2 separate regions of the Homo sapiens genome follow, and region 1 is linked to region 2. A link is a loop called in an ENCODE intact Hi-C map of the cell type or tissue named here. Cell type or tissue: MCF 10A. All regions are shown on one strand. Links, peaks and the distances in the headings refer to the core of each region. The heading gives the core; the rest is flanking DNA.

The links. A loop is a pair of places that touch in the nucleus more often than their neighbours do. Peaks named below come from ENCODE experiments on the same cell type or tissue, not always from the same donor. Only the 100,000 strongest peaks of a DNase experiment are listed, where the experiment ranks them.
Region 1: it touches region 2 in a loop (17-fold over the local background); 2 of 110 quality-filtered maps call a loop at or near these places.

What each region holds. Positions count from the first base shown.
Region 1 is chr15:32,848,937-32,851,743 of GRCh38, forward strand. All of the region lies in intron 17 of FMN1 (formin 1), which reads right to left. Among named protein-coding and RNA genes, the nearest start is that of GREM1-AS1, 130 kb to the left of the region's middle. In MCF 10A, for the core only: no CTCF peak of the experiment used is centred there; a DNase peak (open chromatin) is centred at 1,425.
Region 2 is chr15:32,682,974-32,685,780 of GRCh38, forward strand. It overlaps ARHGAP11A-SCG5 (ARHGAP11A-SCG5 readthrough), which reads left to right. Exons shown (of 14, transcript NM_001368319.1): 12 at 1,587-1,696. It overlaps SCG5 (secretogranin V), which reads left to right. Exons shown (of 6, transcript NM_001144757.3): 4 at 1,584-1,696. Among named protein-coding and RNA genes, the nearest start is that of SCG5-AS1, 11 kb to the left of the region's middle. In MCF 10A, for the core only: no CTCF peak of the experiment used is centred there; a DNase peak (open chromatin) is centred at 1,348.

The DNA.
Region 1 (2,807 bases), core at 58-2,557, 170 kb after region 2:
GAGGACCAGCTGAATATCAGTCTTGGGTTAGTTCTCTTTTGTTTTTTTTTTTTTTTTTTTTTTCAGAGACAGAGTCTCACTCTGTCACCCATGCTGGAGTGCAGTGGCGCAATCTCGGCTCACTGCAAGCTCTGCCTCCCGGGTTCATGCCATTCTCCTGCCTCAGCCTGTTGAGTAGCTGGGACTACAGGCGCTTGTCACCACGCTCAGCTAATTTTTTTTTTTTTTGTATTTTTAGTAGACACGGGGTTTCATCGTGTTAGCCAGGATGGTCTCGGTCTCCTGACCTCGTGATCTGCCCGCCTCGGCCTCCCAAAGTGCTGTGATTATAGGCGTGAGCCACCGCGCCCGGCCAGTCTTAGGTTAATTCTTATTTGTTCTCACTGTTAGGTAGTATTCATTTTTTGCTTCATTTTTATCTGAATGATAAAATAATATACCTAATAATAACATAACTACTCTTCTGACCCTTGCTTTTATCCACTTAAACATATACATTAGGGATCCTCCAGGTCAATACATACAGACTTTTTTTTTAAAAAAGATGCTTAGTATTCCAATGTATGGAAATACCATAATTTCACAACTCCATTACTGGATAGTCATTAGAAACCGACTTCGGGGGAAAACATACGCTCTTTGCAGGAATTTCTGGGAAAAAAAATCCCCTCTAGCCCTTTTAGATAAAAGCCTACCTAATAGACCTGTGATAAAATAGCTTTCTTTTCTTTATTTTTTTTTTGGAGGAGTCTCACTGTGGCCCAGGCTGCAGTGCAGTGGTATGATCTCAGCTCACTGCAACCTTTGCTTCCTGGGTTCAAGCGATTCTCCTGTCTCAGCCTCCAGAGCAGCTGGGATTACAGGCGCACACCACCATGTCCGGCTAATTTTTGTATTTTTAGTAGAGATGGGGTTTCGCCATGTTGGCCAGGCTGGTCTCAAACTCCTGACCTCAGGTGATCCGCCTGCCTTGGCCTCCCAAAGTGCAGGGATTACAGGCTTAAGCCACTGCGCCTAGCCAAATAGCTTTCTTCATCTTCCAAGGATTACTGTTCTGTTACTTAAGTGATCCGGAAGTCACAAGAGATTATCTTAATTCTTGGCCATTTAATGATCTTTGGAACCACGCCTGTCGGTATTTTCTTGAGTAGCAGTGGAGTACACAAGAACCCATTTTGGCTCAGGCAGAGTTCATGTTCTCTAGCCATACTTCTTCTTTCCACAAGCTTTGTAAAGGACGTCAGAATTATTTCCCTCACAGGTTACATTGTTCAGATTACTGACCTTTCCTGATCTCTGTAACCTTAGTGGTTGAATATGGTGATTCAGATAGTTTTGTTTCTTTATTTCTGGGGGTTGAAGTGAAGAGATTATGTAATAACCTGCTCTTATTTTGCAACTTAGAGATTTAAGTATGGCCTTTGTCAATCTAATCTGACCAAAGTATTTACTAAGAATAGATTACGTGCATATGCCCAACATAGAAAGATGATTCTATATCCAGGAGGTCTGACCACAGAAATGTATTATCGACCAAAAATGTACCTCTTCAGATTCTGGGATGATTCAGCAATTCTGAAAGGATTTAAACAGAAAACCCAAGGAGGAGGAAAAAATAGCCTCTAGGTACATTACACAATTCAAGCTGTTTGTTCATAAATTCAACAAACACTTATTAACACCTATCATGGGACAGGCTGAGCCTATATGATGTTGGGACAAGTGAGTGAACAGGACAAAACAGACACAGTCCCAGCTGTCATGGAATACCCATCTATTTATATAATTCCTTTTGCATTCAATGTTGAAAATCAGAATTACTGCTTTTGTTTATTTTAAACCTGGTAAATTTATCTATTTTTTACTAGAAAATAGTTCTTTTTTTTAACTTTTATTTTAGGTTTGGGGGTACATGTGAAGGTTTGTTACATAGGTAAACTAAAACAATTTTTGATATTAAGAATATCTCTAATCTAGCCAGGCGTGGTGGCAGGTGCCTGTAGTCCCAGCTACTTGGAGGCTGAGGCAGGAGAATGGCGTGAACCCGGGAGGCAGAGCTTGCAGTGAGCCAAGATCGCGCCACTGCACTACAGCCTGGGTGACAGAGCAAGACTCTGTCTCAAAAAACAAGACAAAACAAAACAAAACAAAAAAAACAGTATCTCTAATCTCAGCTGGTCAAAGGAACTTAGAAAATAGTTTCATAGACTAGGGCTAGAATGGTTCATGCAGAATCATTCAGAATTTGGCTCCATTCATGGATGCCAAGCGAAATTAACGGAGAATGAGATAAGGCCAAGTGTGGGAGAGTGCTGGGATTAGAGCTAGTTTAGGTTCCAGCCCTCCCTGCCAAAGCTATAAATACAAATGACCAATTTAACAGCATGAAAAGACCACCTACAAGATCTATACCTGGGATCTAATCAGTTGCTCTGTGCCTTCTTTTAATTATAGGATCCCTGCCATGTTTATGGGAACTTTTAATGTGAGCATCACAGTTTTGAAGGCCATATCATTATGACCATGTTTGATCTGAGGGTGGGAAAGCAGGAGCTCACAAAATGCCTGCACAAGGTTATTCTGAACTGAGCTATAAACCAGCTTCAACAAGAGCCTAGTGTGGAAAAGAAAAAAGACACGTAAGAAAAAAGGCATGGATATCATGGAGTTTGCAACCCCGCCAAGTGGTGCCATTAAAATTACATTCAATTCTTCTCAGAAAATGAAATTAAGAAAAAGTACCACAGTTTTGTCAAATAACACTATATAAGGACATTCTGAGAAGGGAAGAATGAAAAAGACATAAG
Region 2 (2,807 bases), core at 13-2,512:
CACTCAGAGGTACACCAGAAACAATTATGAAAGGTTATAAAGGTGCCATATGCAGATTGCCTGAACTCTCTTGAATTGGTATATTTTCCTACATGTTAATTGCTATATATTGTGTAAGTTAGATAAATAGCTCACTGAAAAGTGGAGAGCCGCATTAGGGATTTGTTCAGAATGCTGATGACTTCCACACTAGCTGTATACTGCTAAGAGCTGAGAGACTGTGTACTGAAAGCTTAAGAGCAGTGTCAAGAACTAGACAACCTGGCTAATTGTAAATGGCCCCCCTTTCAGCATTGACTTTGATGTCTCATTATGTCTTTCAAATGAGACCCTCCTTCTTCCCCCTAACCCTGCACAAAATTCACAATCCCTCCTCTGTCCCCCTTTTTATTGCTGTTGTCTAAAATATATTAGACATGGGAAAAATGACTCATTTTTAGAGCATCATGCCTAGTAATAATAGAATTTACATAAAAGCAGCATCTGAGAGAGATAGCCTTCTTTCTTTGGTTTCAATGGAAAACTTGCTTGATTTCAAAGGGCAGTCATAGTATAAACTGTCAGTCAAAGGGAGATAATGGGAAGGGAACTAAAACATATTGCAAACCTATTATGTGCCGGGTGTTCTAAATGTAATCATCTCTATTCCTCACAGCAATCCCGTAGGTAAGTATTTGATTATTTGCATCTCACACATACATGAACAAACTTGGAGAGACCAAGTTAACTTTCCAAAGGAACTAAGCCTATCTATATCTTAGGAGCTGGGATTTGATCCTTGAGCTCTGCTCTTGTCTGACTCCAAAGCTTAAGCTGTTATCACAATAAAACACAACATCAAGTGCTGTGTGGAGATTGTTGTTGTTGTGTAATGTACTTTCTCCAAGAAGCCAAAGTAGTTTCTAAACTGCTTGCTCAGGAGAAAACAGAGTGGGTCATGTGCAACAGAAGTATGTTACCTAAGGAAACACTTGCTCTTGTAACAAATAAAAACATTGTATGGCTCAACGCAATAGAAGTTTATTTTTCACCCGTGTGAAGTCCTGCCAGAGGCGCGTGAGGCTGTAGTGCGGTGGATGGTTCGGCACCCCAGACTGCCATCTTTACACTTGACCCCCACAGTTGCCCTGGCAACATGTAACAAGCTGACCAGGAGATGGGGGTGGGGAATGAGGAGAAGTGGAGCATGGTATGAGAGGTTTTTATGCTTTTAGGTGATGTATTTCAATTCCAGGCCTGGGAATGGAATACATTACTTGTGCCCACATTCTGTTGGCCTCCACTCAGGCAAATGACTCCACGTGATTGCAAAGCAAGGCTGGGAAATTAGTCTAGCTGGGTGCTAAGGAGGAAAGGGAAGTGGGTTTGGTGAACAGCCAGTGAGTCTCTGCACAGGAGTGGGAGTTTGAGATGAGTAATCCTATCTAACTGGATCCTAGAGGGAAGGTGGCTGCTAGTGTTCTAAGTTACTACTGATGTGAACAGATTCTGACCTTTGGCTGCCTAGTTGTTTTTGATAAATTAACTCTTAGAATAATGATGAATGTCTTGGCCGTTCCTCAAAAACCTTTGGCTGTTTGCAGCAGATGATGGATGTCTAGAAAACACCCCTGACACTGCAGAGTTCAGTCGAGAGTTCCAGTTGCACCAGCATCTCTTTGATCCGGAACATGACTATCCAGGCTTGGGCAAGTGGGTAAGTCCTATCTCAATTGTTAGTAGATTTTGCACTTTGGTACTCTGAAGGTGCTGATGGCAGGGATGAGCAATATGGGCAGAAGGAGAGAAGAAAAATTATTTAGAAGCTAATTTTTCAGAAATCTCTGGTTGACAGAGCTTCAAGTCATGACTACTCAAAACCACACTTATGTGTCCAGGCAGCACTATACCAAATCCAACTAAAGAGACAGCAACCTAACATTGACCATAGTCTCCAGAGTCTTCTACTCTGGTCTGCTTCACAGCCTGTGTCATACACATCCTAAATTTCACCAGTGTTTCATGCATCTCTATAGGGTTTTATCAAAGGATATGATTTTTTTTAATTGACACAGAAAATTTGCAAATGTGATCTCTAAACTAAGGGAGATGATCTCTGCAGAATCAAGGGAATAAAGATGCCAGAGCTTAGAAACAGATATATATAATTCTGCTTTATAGAAAGAGAAAAAATATTCCGTGATGTGTAGCAGTGAGATTGCTGTCAGTCCTAGGTAAGTGCATATAGCTGTCAGTTAAGGGAGTTGTTTATAAGCACTTGGAAAGATAAATCATGACCATTTGGCATCAGTGTGCTAAAAACAAGTCTTGCCAATCTAATTATATTCTTCCATTTGCCAGCATTATTCATTTATTTGCCAGCTTGATGAGGGAAATGCAGTGGGCATGGTGCATTTGGACTTTTGCAAAGCATTTGACAAGATCGTTTTATGTTCCCCTATTGGAAGAGGTGGAAAGATACAGCCTAGGCAACAGAATGTCACCAAAATGGGGCTTGTTAAAGAGTCCATGTAAATAGGGAGGGAGATTTCACATGGTATTCTGTGTGTCTTAGCACTACCCCACTCCACATTTTTATCAATGTTTGTAATAATATAGAACTTGTACTTATCAGATTCCCAGAGGATGACATGAAGTTGGAAGAGATACCATCAGATGACAGAGTTGGGATTCAAGAAGATCCCAGCAGACTAGAACAATGAGCCAAACAAGATCAGAACTGAGTGGGGATATGTCTGTGTTTCTGTGGTTGGGCCAGATGCTGAAGCCATGGGAGAAAAGTGGGGAAATACCTAGGAGTGTTCCTT